2 separate regions of the Mus musculus genome follow, and region 1 is linked to region 2. The links are chromatin contacts, found by Hi-C or POLR2A ChIA-PET in ENCODE. All regions are on one chromosome and are shown on one strand. Each heading gives the region's core, a stretch centred on a gene start or an enhancer-like site at or near the end of the contact. The rest is flanking DNA. Distances are from core to core; before and after follow the strand shown. Region 1 holds the start of Pik3r1 (phosphoinositide-3-kinase regulatory subunit 1). Region 2 has its middle 120 kb from the start of Gm36703.

Region 1 (7,019 bases), core at 4,478-6,977, 460 kb before region 2:
TTACTCTGTCCACCTTTTACAAAGGACAGGATTTGGAAAACCTGATTGGGAAGCAGAAATAATGGTTATCTTCAAATTGCACTTAAAAAAAAATCAAGATGATATTTATCTACTTGTGCATTGCCATCCTGTGATAAAATTAGTGGTCAGACAGTGGGGGGCAGCAACAAAAGTATCTATAGTTAAGACAAAGAAGACTCTGGGTGGGCAGCCCACACCACCATGTGTAATCCTTCCCTCCCCCCCCCCCCCCCCGTTAATGGGATAACTCAGAACCTTGCACAGACGTCCCACCTCAACTTATACAGTCTTTTATAAAACAAGAATCATTAGTTGAAAATCTGTCTACCTTTCAAAATCCTGGAAGTTACGAACTATGACCCCAATCCTAGCAAACAGCCTATGTTTGTGTACAGAGTGGTGGAGACACCAAGTAACCTCAGGTAAAGAAGGACAGAAAAGATGGGCCCAATGTTACAGGCATCTAATATCTCAATTGATTTCCAAACCAACAAGTTAAGCCAAATGTGCTGCCTGCTGCCACACACACTTCGGGCTGGGTAGCCAGTGTGGGTAAGTAGGGTGTGGAGGCTGTAATTCCTGCCTGCAAGCCCTAAGGGGCTAGTGAGTACACACCCAGGTGACACAGTTAAGAGACGGACTGCAAAGCAGTTACAACACTGGGTGTCCCTGAGCACACCAAGAAGAGGAGTGGAGAGACCTACCCCAGCCCACCCCCAGCAGCCCTTCTAGACTGTGAGGGTCACGATGGAGAGAGCTAGGACTAAGAGCCATGTTATTTATGGACTAAGAAAGAGATCCCCACTACCCAGAAGAGGGCAGTGTGTTGGTTCCCTGCATGACTACAGTGGAGAGGGACTGAAGGGGAGCCATGGGAGGTGTGAACTGAGGGAGAGGCCCCGAAAGTGCTTCTTCTGGTGAGGAAGCAACAGTAGTACTTTAAATTCATGGCCGGAAGGGTGAATTATGAGTTACAGCTAACAGCGGCTGCCCTGGTCCATGACTAGATATGTAACTATAGCTCCTCCCTCCGTCATCATATGAGGCCGATGGAAACAGACCTATACCTTCCCAGGTCATTATGAAGGTTAAAGGCAATTACACTCACAAAAGTATGTAGCACCACGCTTCTCAATTACCCCGACTCTGTGCTTGGGGTGTGCCAAGCACAATTCTGGGGAATTTGACGTGAACCCTTACAACCGCTCGAGTGTCCTTCTCGGCCCCATTTTGCAGATGAGAAAACAAGCAAAGCTAAAAGGCGTGCCTGAAGTGACAGTCAACTGCAGTTCCAGCACTCTTGTTCCGCTCTTGGTAACAATAGGACTGCTAGCAATATCGGCATTGAATGTCACTGCTGTTTGCACAATGCAGATTTAAAACCGAAACAGACAGGTGCCAGGAATTTTCTCTTGCGCTGCCTTTCAGTGCTGCAAGCAGTTCTAAAAAGAAGCCTGAAGCTACCTAAAATAAAACTCCTGCTGTAAATAGAGTCAGATAGAGCCTGCCTGTGGACTTAGCCCAAGTAATTCTCTCTCCAGACCCAAGGTGGAAGGTGGCCCAGGGGAGGTCAGGGGGCGTATGTGGGAGGGGGACAGAATTGTGACTTGGTGGCAGAGCACAAGGTGGGAGTCCCGACACTGCTATCTAGTTGAGTTTCATGGCGTCTTCCTCAAAGAGGAAAAACTGAACACAGTCACGCAATGCCCCCAGAGAATGAAGGCAGCTGGGTCCTCCTGGGATAAGCCCAGTTTGTCAGGACTACAGAGGCATTCCAGGAAGAAGGAAAGGGGCAAAGGCTGAACTGCTGGCCAGACACCCCGCCTGTAACTCCTCACAACACCCACTGGCAGAGCCTCCTGACCCTTTGGCCAGGCGCCTATGATTTCAATTCTCCCCCAGGTGATCATTAACCTGAGAACTGTTTTGACTACAGGTGCTTATGGGTATATATTTGATTTACTTTAAGGTATACAATAGTGGCAGAACAAAGTGCTGTTTTTACGATTTTTTTTTCTTTAGTAAGCTTGTACTCGGTGCACGTTTCTCCAGAAAATGGGAGGTTGGGGAGTGGGGGGGGGGGGAGGATAGCATGAGCCAGACAGACAAGCTATAAGTTTTTACACCCTCTATCTTTCAGTTCATTTGGCTTAGTGTACAAGAAACGGCCTTAATTGCCAGTACTTTAGGCAAGTGATTTCAATAAGAGTATTGGCAAAACCATGACCCCCCCACACAAAAAAAATTTCATTAGAGAGGAGTCAAAGGAGACTTTAAAAATTGCAATAAAATATGAGTGCTTAAAAGTTAATCACAACCGATGCTTTTTTAAATAAATAAATAAATAAATAAATAAAGATGCAATTTACACTGTCTTAAAAAAAAAAAAAAACAAAAAAAAAAACCCAAAAACCTGACAGTTGAGTTTGGTGGCACAAGTTTGTAATCCCAGGGCTTGGGAGATAGAGGTGAACCACTCCAGAGTACAAAGTCAAGTTCTGCTACATTAAGAGTTCAAGGCCAGGGTGGACTGCATGAGAAACTGCCTCCAAACTGATACATTCTCACACATACAACTAATAGCCCCTTGGACTGACAGGTGACTTTCTGGTTTTCCTAGCTTCCCCAGGACGCTTCATCTCCTGCCTTAGCTAGCAAAGCCCTACGTCATGGAAAGGGCTTTGTGCTTTGCTTGCCCTGTGTAATGAGCCTAATAGACTGATAGGAGCTCAATCCATCTGCGTGTGTACACCTTATTCATGAGAGATTCAAAGTCAAAAGCGCACATGCAAACCTTAGCTTGGCTTGTACAGACGACTTGCCCATGGGACTATTTCCCCAGGTGACTCATTCGCTATCTCTTTATCCAATAAAACACATTTTGCAAGTCAAAAAAAATGTAAACACAATAAAAGCTGGACCAGAATTCCTCCTACTGTAACAAGTATGTGGATAATTTTCTCAAAGTAAATGCCTTTTACAACATTTCGCTGCACTACTTAGGAGACAGAGTGGCAGAGAAGAAATGTCCATCAACACAACAAACTTCAAGTTCCATGGTGGGCTCAGAAACAGTTGAAAGGAAAAGCCACTGTTTTTAAGGGTACTAGGTCTGTGGAGGTTGAGTAAACTTGAACTTAAGATTCAAAGCCTTTTGAGAGATTAGCCTGAGAGGGAAAGAGACAAGAAAAGGCTAATGAATATGAACAAACTATGGTACATGCATGTAGAAAAATGTCCCCCCAAAAACCTCACTGTTGTATACAATTAATATATACTTAATAAAAGAACAAAAGGGCAGGGGGTGCACTGATCAGGTTAGGTGTAATTAACAGTTCCAAAAGATGCATGCACACCACCCACCATCAGCAGCCAAAAATGCATATTTCTATGTGTTCAATTGCTCAGTTTTCCCAAACTAACTTCATACATTAGAAATGTACCAAACACACACACACAGCTAAAGAAAACAATAAATGGAGTCAGTGGGCAGTGAAATCCTTCTTTTTACATGACTGCAGTGCATCCCAGATGTGAAAAAGCAGAATGCTATCATAAAAATGCAAATAAAATGACAGATAACAATGTGCACATGGCAGAGTTCTGTTATGCAACTAGGAACAGGTCTTGGTGCAAGATGAAAGTTAAAAGCAAACTCCCACAACAGTCTGAGAGCCAGTTATCAGCTGCATCCAACTTTCTTCAAATCGTAAAAGCTGACAGACTGCTATGGAAAAGTGGCGTGGCCTGCAACAGGCACTTAGAGGAAGGCAGCCAGCAGTGGCGTGGCACAGAACTCCTGCCAGGCAAGGAGCTTCCCCCATTTAAACCTGCCTTTGAACCACAAGAGGCACAAGAAAAACCAGGATCATTTTCTTTGTAATAAGCAAAAAGCACATGTTTTCCAAAGTTTAAGCAACTTGTGTGCTTCAGAAAATGGTCTGCTTGAGTGCAACTGTCAAAAAAAAAATGAAAAAAAAGGGGGGGGCTCTTGGGGTGCTGGTTCCCTGCTCAGTGACAAACGATGCATGGGCGGCTCACCTGTGCAGAAGGCCCTGAAGTCCTAATGATATCTACTTTAGCAATCAATCTGCTCTGAGGCAGAAATAAACCCATCTGCCTACTACAAGCTTTCTTAGCTCATAATTTACTATCTTTCAAATGCCCAACATGGAACACAAGCTAATGAAATATTAAGAGAGGCTTGCACAAGGAGCCTAGGTCAACCAGCTTTGTGAGTAACCCTACCACCTAAAACTTGAAACTCGATCTCACTGAAATGACAATCTCATGCTACACTTAAAACCCGGAACTGCTTCATCCTTTCCTATTTCACACTGTCTGACAAAGAGGAAAAAGACAGGAAAAGAAAAGGGGGAAAATTAAGTCCTAAAATCATGAAACCCCTAAATAAAGCATAAATTCACACCAGTACAGCAATAGAGCCTGCAGCTTCTTCAAGAATTAACGGTGGAAGTGAGACCTTTCCGGTATTACTAGCGCCAGGAGCAGAATTCCCCTGAATACAGTGCCGGCACACAGCATTCAACATGTCACAGCCACTCCGCTCACACCCTTGCGTTATTGTGCGCGAAAGCTGGTTACTAAAATGCATTTCTGTACATGCGTGCCTGGTCAGAGCGTTTCTATTCTCTTTGTCTCGTGATCTGCCGGGCAGTTTCTGCCTTTGGGAAGGAAGTAGCTTGCAGACAATTCCCCCAGATATTTTAGCTCTGGCTTGCACGCGGGCCGGTTCTCCCTGGCCGGCAGCTTAGTGCTGGGCAGGTCCTTCCAGGGTCGCCCCGCGTTAGGAAAAGCTGGATTTCCGGGCGGTGCCAGGATCCCACTCATTATGCCTCCAGCAACCTGCCCAAGCCCGGCGGGCGCCAGACGCCGAGCTAGAGCCCCAGCCACCGACCGCCCCGAGGAGCACTTCCCCCACCCCGGAAGAGGAGGGAGGCAAACTTCGGAGGGCGGGGGCTGGGGGCGAGCTCCGGGGACCACCATGGCCCAGCCTGGCCGGAGACCCCGGCTGGGGCTCCGGGCCTGGAGGGTACGCCGCGCTAACGCAAAGGCAGCGATCCAGGCACTCTCCTCGCGCGCTCCCGGCTTCGGAAAGCTGCAGGGCGATCGGGGACCCTCGGAAGCGTGAGGTGACGGAGGAGGAGGGGAGCCGGTGACCGCTGGCAACTCCAGGACCGAACGCTCCGGGTAACGAGCACAGCCCGCCCGGGGTGGCACGAAGGAAATGAGAGCAGGAGGTGGCTGCGACCAAGCAAGCTGGTCACTGGCCGGAGAAGGCTTCCAAGTGGCCGAGAGATGCTGGCGACTGGGAGCTGGCAGCCTGCTCGCTTCCCCTTGAGTGGCTCGGCAGCAGAAGTGGCTGCCGGTGACAGGAAGAGCAGCGGCCGTGCGCGTTCGCACCGCTTCCCCCTCCCGGGCACACCGGGACCCGCCGCCGCCTACCTCCGGGTCGGCTCGCTTCCTTCCTCTGCCCAGCCTGGGCTTCAGCGGCCTCTGAAGCTCCCAGCTCCCAGGCTCCTGCGATCCAGCTGCGACCTGCCGTCGCTTCGCTGTCCCGGTTCCTTGGCTGCACAGCCGTCCTCACCGCTACCGCTGCCGCTGCCGCTGCCGCTGCTTCCTCCAACTCGGCTCCAGCTGCTAGCTACTCCTCTCCCTGAGCGGCGCAGCTCCAGCGCCAGGCGCCAGCCCCACCCCGGGCCCGCCCCTGCGCCCCGCCCCCAGATACACACCAATCAACGCCCGAGACCCCGCCCCCCAGCGCCCGAGCCGCGCCCTCCGCCTCTGCCAGTCTCCGGGAGGGCTACCAAGGTCTAGGAGCTACGCTCTGTGCTGCCGACCCTACCCCGCACCCCTCGCTGCCCTCGCCCCCGCCCCCGGCTCGGGGATGCCCCGGGCGACTGGACGGCGCGCGCCCTCCGCTACGGAGCGCTCTAACTCTGCGTGCTTGGGGCTGGCTCGCCTGCGGGGCGTCGCCCAGGCCCGAAGCAGGGAGTTCAAATGGGGATGGGGGTGGGGGGTGGGAAATAAGTTCAGGCCTCTCTGGAGCCCAGCCGGCTGCCTGCGAGACCCTGCCTCTTTCGAATCCACTAGAGCTTCAGGACAGTGGCTGGGTTCAGGAAGATGCAGATGCGAGGGCTCGCCAAAGCGGGGAGGCCCTGTAATTCCTGGCCTTGCCTGCCCAGCTTCCCTAGTGGTCAGAAAAACCGCGCCACCCGGCGTGGCACTCCCGGGGTGAAGGAGGGGTGAAAGGGTGAGCTGGAGCAACGAGTGCCCGCCGCCTGCAAAAGCCTGGCACGGCTGCCTCCAGGAACCAAGGCGGGATCTAGAGGAAAAGGAGTGTTCTGTGAGGAGGGCGCATACCGGGTGATCTCTGGCAGTCCTTGCAAGGCAGAGCCTATGTAGGTCATTCAGCCAGTCCACCGCCTTCTAACGCTTCTGATAGGCTGGAGAAACTCAAATGAAGTCTATGGTTTGTTAGATGTAAAAATGTAGATCCTTGGAGTAGAAACCACTATGGAAGCTGCTCAAGAAAAAAGTGATAATGGCTCAGCCTTCCCAGATAAGAAAGGATGATAGCCCCGTGTTTTGTCTTCATAAAAACGTTCAAGAACTCATGGACTTTTTAAATTTTGCTCCCAAAATATGTCTTATTTTGTAGTTCAGGAACCTGTAGCCACCCACCCTTCTTGCCCTAAAGATCCCTTTTGCAGCTATTCTGGCAACAAAATGCTTTTTCTTAACCAAGAACTTAGTCTGTTGTCAAATTCTAAATTTGGTAGTGTATTACTGTGAGTTTTGGAAGCAGAGGGAAAAAATGAAATTCACAGTTTATGTTAAACAAATGCAGTCACGTTTAAAGGTGACGCCCATTCTAAAAGAAGAGATCTCAGTACACAATTCAGGTACTAATGTTTCTGGTACTCTTGGTATCTAATAAAGACAAAAGCAGGCTGCTACCCACATCACATTTAAGA
Region 2 (6,750 bases), core at 2,938-5,437:
TAGTGGGCATATCTTGCTAGTGTAGTCATTCTTGTAGCTCACAGGGTTCACAGCTGGGTTAAACTCTTATTAACCTTTCTGTCCTAGTAACATACATGTGCATGTATTCATATATATATATATATATATATATATATATATATATATATATACATATATATACACATATATACATGTGTGTGTGTGCATATATAATATATGTATGCATTAGTAAGATTATACAGTAGTAAGTTTCCATATGGCATTTTCAAAGGTTTTCAGTCATCCTTCCCCATATTCTAGCCTCCAATCTGCCCTTCTATCCCCACCCCATTTAAACTTTCTTGTTTCAGAATGTGAGGGCAATCTCACTGCAATATCTGTAGTCCCATTGATCACTGTGGTTGATTCTGCAGATCTAGATGCCTAGGAAGTTCTCCTCTTCCTCCTTCACTGCTCCACGTGCACCTCTCCAGAAGTTGTAGACTTGGTCAGACAAGATGACCTTCCTCAATAGAGGAGAACCAGTCTTCCAGCAGGGGTGGACCAGTAGCTGTACCTCCTCCCTAGAACCTCCAAACAAGCCCTTAAGTTTTTATATTTTAATATATTAATGGTTATGACTCATTTTTTTATTTTAATGGACCTGAGCTTTATTGAGTGTGATATCCTTAGACAAATTCATCACTTTCTTTATATGTTTAATAAATGTAGCTTTTCATAAGTTAAGTTTTAATAAACATGGAGCTTAACTACTATAGCAACACACTTCCCAACTTGCTCCCTTTTTTTCTTTTCTTGTGTTGAATTAAGCAATTATACTTTTTCACATATGCAGAAATCTTCTGCAGGGAATAATATTGCAACTTACTTTGCCAATAACATTTATGTTGCAGCCATATGACAGGAAGTAATTTTAGTATATTTCCATAGGAATTGAGTTCATTTCTCTAAGGTTTCCACTGCATACATTGAATACACACGTAAGGATTCTATTGAAACTGAATGGTAGGGATGACGCTGAGACATACTTTTACACTATGTTCCTAATGCCATCTTCTTTTAAACTGTCCCTTTCATGGAGGAGATAATACAGGGATAGGGAAAGATGAAGGTAAAGGCAGATCATAAAATAAAGCATTCTTTTTCCACCTCTTAAAACATTTAAATATGAAGCAATGGTTTTCTAAGGAAGGTGGTGGTGTCACAGTGACTTAACTGGTTTATTGAAGTGCTCAGTAAAAATCATGGTCTTCCTACAGCCTTGGTAAATGACCGTGGAGCATCTAGACATGGACAGAGACATGTGCAAATGAAAACTGGAATAGTGCCAGTTGCCCCGAGTTAGGCTTAGAAAGTCACCATCTGAACCCTGGGGGAAAGATACCTTGATCAGTTTGTAACCAGTAGAAACTGGTCTAGTCCAATTTTGCAATACAGTTTGTAATTTAAAACCAATTGCGTTATCAACATTACTGCATTATACAAGTGACAGCCATTGTTAATCAGTTTGCACCCACACCTTCTACAACCTCTCAACAGAACATTCCAGAAACTCCTTCAAGTCAAGTAGAGTCAGCATGCGAGATGCCATTATTCTTCAGTCTATGCCCTAAATGATTGTTCAACACCTGCAATAGGTAATAGTAAGAAACCTAAGAGGATTTGTCAAGCCCTATGGGGCTTCCAAACTGTTTACTGACAAATGCCTTAATGCCCTCTTTGTGGCACCAGACCACTAAGATGACTGAGAAACTCCAAGAAGTGATTTCTATGAAACAACCCACACTTGAGTTTTAGTTGTAACTTGTTCATTCTTGAGACATGACATTGAGGTCTTTTAACATGAGCGACACTTGACAAAGGTGATGAAGAACACATTTAAGCTGTTTAGAGAAGAACAACTTCTGGAAAGCTTTCAGAGCAGTCTTCTGACTTAGTGTACCTTGTCACAGTGAAGACACTCAGAATTACCTCATGCCAGGACTTAGGAACACCCTGCCAGAAAAAAAACACTCTGTTAGGTTTTTTGACAAAGAATGCATAGATTTTTTTTATCTGAAATTTATGCATAATATTTGCATAGACGTATAGTATTATACACACTAATGATCAAATCAGGCTATCCAGTCTTTGCAGCTTTTTAAATATATTATCTTATTAAATATATTGAGAAGCTTAAATTCTCTTCTAGTCTTTTCAAATGTATAGCAAATGTTGCAGACTATGCCATACACTGACTGCTCATATCCAACAGAAGAAAGTTTGGAAAAATGCAGTTTATTTTTATTATTTATTTATTTATTTATTTGTCACTCTCCTGATAAATGTAAAACAAATATTCAATGTAAAAAAAAAACCCTCCAAAATAGAGGAAGAAAGTAAGTAGTGTTTTTTTGCATATCTATTTTAAATCAAAATAGTGTTTGCCCGAGTGACCCACTGTTACAGCCATTTCCTACTGTGGGGCCCATTTTTGCTTGTTGACTATAAAGTTTTTCTTTGAATTCTAGAAGTTTCTTTCTCATCAAACTGAATTATTCAAACTCTAAAACCATAAAAGCACAAACATGGACATTATTCTTAAAAGGGTTTGTTTTTTTTAACTTTCCATGAAAAACAAAGATAAATTCTTTTGTTTGGAATGTGGCCTGGAAACTTGAATCAGAACTAAGGAAATATCCAGATTTATCAGTCTGCAATGTTCTTTGCAGTGTCAGGGTCTTTGGTTGATTTTTTTTCTTTAGTTGCATATCTCTGCCCGATTCTCTCCTCTGCCTGTCCAGCTTCATCCATCCTACAATAAAATGGAATATTGTTTTAGGAATTTGTTGACTCAGAATTGCATCATCTAGCGCTAAGTGACAGCACAGAGCCTTCTTATCATTGGTTCTGACACAGATCATATTAGCTGCCGCTCTAGGTCAGAGTGGTTGCCACTGAGAATTCAGAGGTGGAGGATGAATAGCTTGTCTTCCTTGGCTTGTGGTATGAGTCCAGTCCGCATGACTGGCTTGCCTGCAGAGGATGGGATGTGAATTGTGTTTTCTGACGTCAATGAACCGCTCCCATGCTCTAGTGGAGAAGCATCTGGAAAGTTTCGTGCTTTCCTGTGCAATGTTGCTCAGGACTTGGTCCTTTCCCTCCACACAGTGAGAAAGAACTGTCTGCTACCTAGGCTTTGTGGGAGAGCTGACTTTTCTAGGTGGACCATGTTCTCATTAGTGTAGAGCTAGGAACTGTTTCATTTTAATTAAAGGTAATCCAGAACTGATGCACTTTCTAAGGAAGCAATGTGTCAATAAAACAACTTAGAAGGAGTAGAATGAGTGTCTCCCCTTGGCAATTGGAGAGCAGAGGCAGCAAACTGTGTGACCAGTGCAGCAGGTAGGACACTCCCACTAAGTTCTTCTTGCTGGTGTTTGGGTTTTGCTTTTTCCTTCTCACCAAAAACAAAGGAGGAATCTTTTGGGTAATATTTCCATGAGAGGCTCCAAAACCGTGAAATCCCAGATTCTAAAGAAAGAGCTGCCTACCTCCTACAGTTATGGTGACCCCCTAAAGTTTTTATCAGCCCCTTCTGGAAAGGCATCAAGTCCACCCACCTTGTTAAATAACTATTTATCTCCCTACTTGCGGTCTGTAATTATCATTCCATTTCTGGGGAACCAGGACTACATCCAGCTACAGACCCAGTTCAAAGTGAGGAGGAGGAGGAGGAGGAGGAGGAGGAGGAGGAGGAGGAGGAGGAGGAGGAACATAAAACTGCCCTATCTGGTTTGTCTTCCTTCCTTCCTTCCTTCCTTCCTTCCTTCCTTCCTTCCTTCCTTCCTTCCTTCCTTTCTTTCTTTCTTTCTTTCTTTTTTCTTTCTTTCCTTCTCTCTCTCTCTCTCTCTCTCTCTCTCTCTCTCTCTCTCTCTCTCTTTTTCTTTTCTTTCTTTTTTTTCCAGTAAGCAATGAAGGAACTAAGAGCGTACACACATTCTTCTTGTCTTGGATCAACAAAGGAGTCATGCCAAATGTCAGATTAAATATTCCGCAGCTGAAGTGTTTGCACAACTTTTTGGTGGCTACCATTTAAAGAAACAAAACCAGCGATGGGCCTTTAAAAAAAAAATCACCCTTCCTTTGACATGCTCACAGTGTTCTGCCAGCAGTTGCTCCAAGCTGGAAGGCCAGGCCCTGCATATCTTGTCAATGGACCATGTGTGCCAGCTGGCAAGCATAGACTTGGGTATCCGTTCCTACAGGGGCATGAAGCCCCACTGTGTGCCTCACAGGCCACAACTGTATTGCTGTCTTCTTTCACCCATGACTGTGTTGGCTGAGGAGCTGGCCATTTAAATACAGAAGGAATTTCCTGATTCTTCAAGTATCTGTCATGTTTCAACAATGAGGTTGCACTCTCTGAGCTGCGTGTCTTTTCAGTTTGGGTTGGCTCTGTGGGACTGCTGGGGAAACCAGAGACAGATCTTTTATTGAAACAAAATAATAAGTCTGAACAAATCAGCCTTGTTATCTTTGGCTCTGGTGAGAGGTATATTCTTTTCAGCTTTATATTTCTACAGGATTGCTCAAGAGGCAATGTTTCCCCTTGCCAGGTTATGTGAGGGACAGAAGAGAACAGAAGGAGCCGGAATGCTTGGAGAAATGAGCGTTTTCCTGCATTTTCCAAATTACCTTTCCTTCTAGTCTGAGGCAGTCAGTGTTCCTCCCTCATTTCTCTTATAAGAAAAGAGAAGGGCAGGGCATCTCTCACCTGGCCAACATTGCGTGGTGGCAGTGTAGCTGTGAAGAATGACATTGGCCACTCACTCTCTATGATTTCAGGCAAGTTACTTCACCCCTCCACTCTAATTTAACTCCTTTACAAGAATGGAAATGGCAACAGGAATTGTTTGCTGATATTGACATAGAATCTGGAGTGTGTGAAGTGAGCTTAGGAGTAAAAGACAAGCCAGGTCAACTTCCAGCGACCGTGTAGACTGAAACCAAATGCCAGTCTTCTCTCAGCAGATACTGAGGGCTCTTCACTCTTCCGGAAGTCACTATCTTTCCCTGCATCCTCCATGGCAAGGTTGGAGGCAAGCAGAGACTCCAAAGAGATGTAGTTGTGTGTTCTTTTATTTCAATGTGCTTTTCCGGACTAGAGAGATGGCTCAGTTGTTAAGGATGCTTAGTCCATCACAGAGTACAGAGTTCAGTTCTCCGTACCTACCTAGGATGGCTTACACTACCAGAAAATTTAAATATATGCGATGCGATGTTCTCTTTAGCCTCCCTGGGTACCTGGAGACATGTGGTGCATATAACTTCACACCTACACACAGATAAATACATAAATAAATAAAATTACTTTTCCATGGAGATGAACTAGACCTGAAGCTCTAGCTCAGATCATAACAACTGCAAAAGCAACTGCCTCTGTGTACCAAGTAGAGGGAGTCTCCCAGGCTATGGAGACACATCTGGGATCTGTCCTATCATTCCCAGGTAAGCACTCTAGATTTAGAACAGAACGCACAAAGTTGTCAGGAGACGTATTTACTTGTGACAGTTGATGTCTGGTCTATTCCAGCTTGACTGTTTATGATAACGGGTACCAATCATCACAGGGGCTGCCAGTAGGATCCTTCAAAACACCACACAGGTGCTTCCCACATGGCAGGCTCTGTAGTCATCCTTGGATCCAAAGATGAGTCAGAAACAACCCTTTCTTCCCAAATGAGGCTTTATAATACAGAGAGATTTCTGCCGTTGTGTTTCAATTCTATATCCTCTAGAATCCATTCAGAATAAAGGTTTTTTTCATACATCCTTATTACTAGGCACATAATCAGACAGTTTTGAAGGTTTGGAATGAGGGTTCTATAATTTCCATCATCAATCCCCAGCAAGGAAGCAAAACCAAAAAGGAAGAGAGAGGCTTAAAATACAGCCACTGAGTTAGTCACTTGAGGTTGCCCTTCTCCAAGTCCTGCTAAGGTATGGGGGCTGAAGTTGTTCCACCTGACCCCACAAAATTTCAAGAAGAGCTGAATACCGGTTACAGCTTTGCCAAAGACAAGCTATGGGATCTTAGCTAAAATCTCCCATCTTGCCTTGGCCATATGTTTACCTGGAAAATGGAGAAGATGAAGACTATTCAAGCTATAGGTGCATCATCCAAACATGAAAAGAGTAATGTCCACAGGAGTCTCTTTTGTGCACTAAAAGCATACTTACTTACGTTGCTTCTCTTATGTTTACTTGCTTCTATTTTAGGTAAAATTTTTCAGAATAATTTTACCATTTTAATGTCTTCCTGTAGAGTCTATGCTTATAAATGTTCCAATAAGAAGAGTGCAGAAAAGAATAGCACCAGAGAGCAATTTCTCATTTCCACACCCATGAAGAGCCTTATATAAAATGAGATGAATAAAACTGCCCCCCCCCCCAGGATGTGTGCAGTGTTCTCAAGGTTGGAGATCTAGTAGGCTCTTAATTTGAAGAACTCTCTGCTTGACTTCAAAGTGCGGTTCCTTAACTATAGTCCACTAAGTGTAAAAATTAAGAGCATATTACTAATTTGGAATAGGCAAAGACTGGCCACTTGTGTTCATAAGAAACTGGCATGTGCTAGTTTATGGTTATATCTGTTGTTTTCTCCACACTGTGAAAAAAATGATTAGCAAAAGCAACACAAGGGAAGAAGGATTTATGTTCACTGATAATTTAAGATGGATATGATCCATTATATTAAGAAGGCGTTGTGGCAGGCAGCATGAGGCA

Evidence for each region. A loop is a pair of places that touch in the nucleus more often than their neighbours do. ChIA-PET counts read pairs that join two places held with the same protein, here RNA polymerase II (POLR2A).
Region 1: a map of Patski shows a loop between it and region 2 (2.1-fold over the local background). The contact joins the promoter of Pik3r1 here to the enhancer-like site in region 2. A Hi-C loop is called at or near these places in 1 of 37 maps with a recorded cell type or tissue (Patski). POLR2A ChIA-PET finds 5 or more read pairs at or near these places in 1 of 5 experiments (Patski).

The regions. Positions count from the first base shown.
Region 1 is chr13:101,762,490-101,769,508 of GRCm38, forward strand. Pik3r1 (phosphoinositide-3-kinase regulatory subunit 1) reads right to left here and starts at 5,728. Exons shown (of 16, transcript NM_001077495.2): 1 at 5,488-5,728.
Region 2 is chr13:102,228,338-102,235,087 of GRCm38, forward strand. No RefSeq gene overlaps it. Among named protein-coding and RNA genes, the nearest start is that of Gm36703, 120 kb to the right of the region's middle. Within about 2 kb of position 4,188, at least 1 of the 3 ENCODE cell types and tissues checked has a DNase peak (open chromatin) inside an H3K27ac peak, as active enhancers do.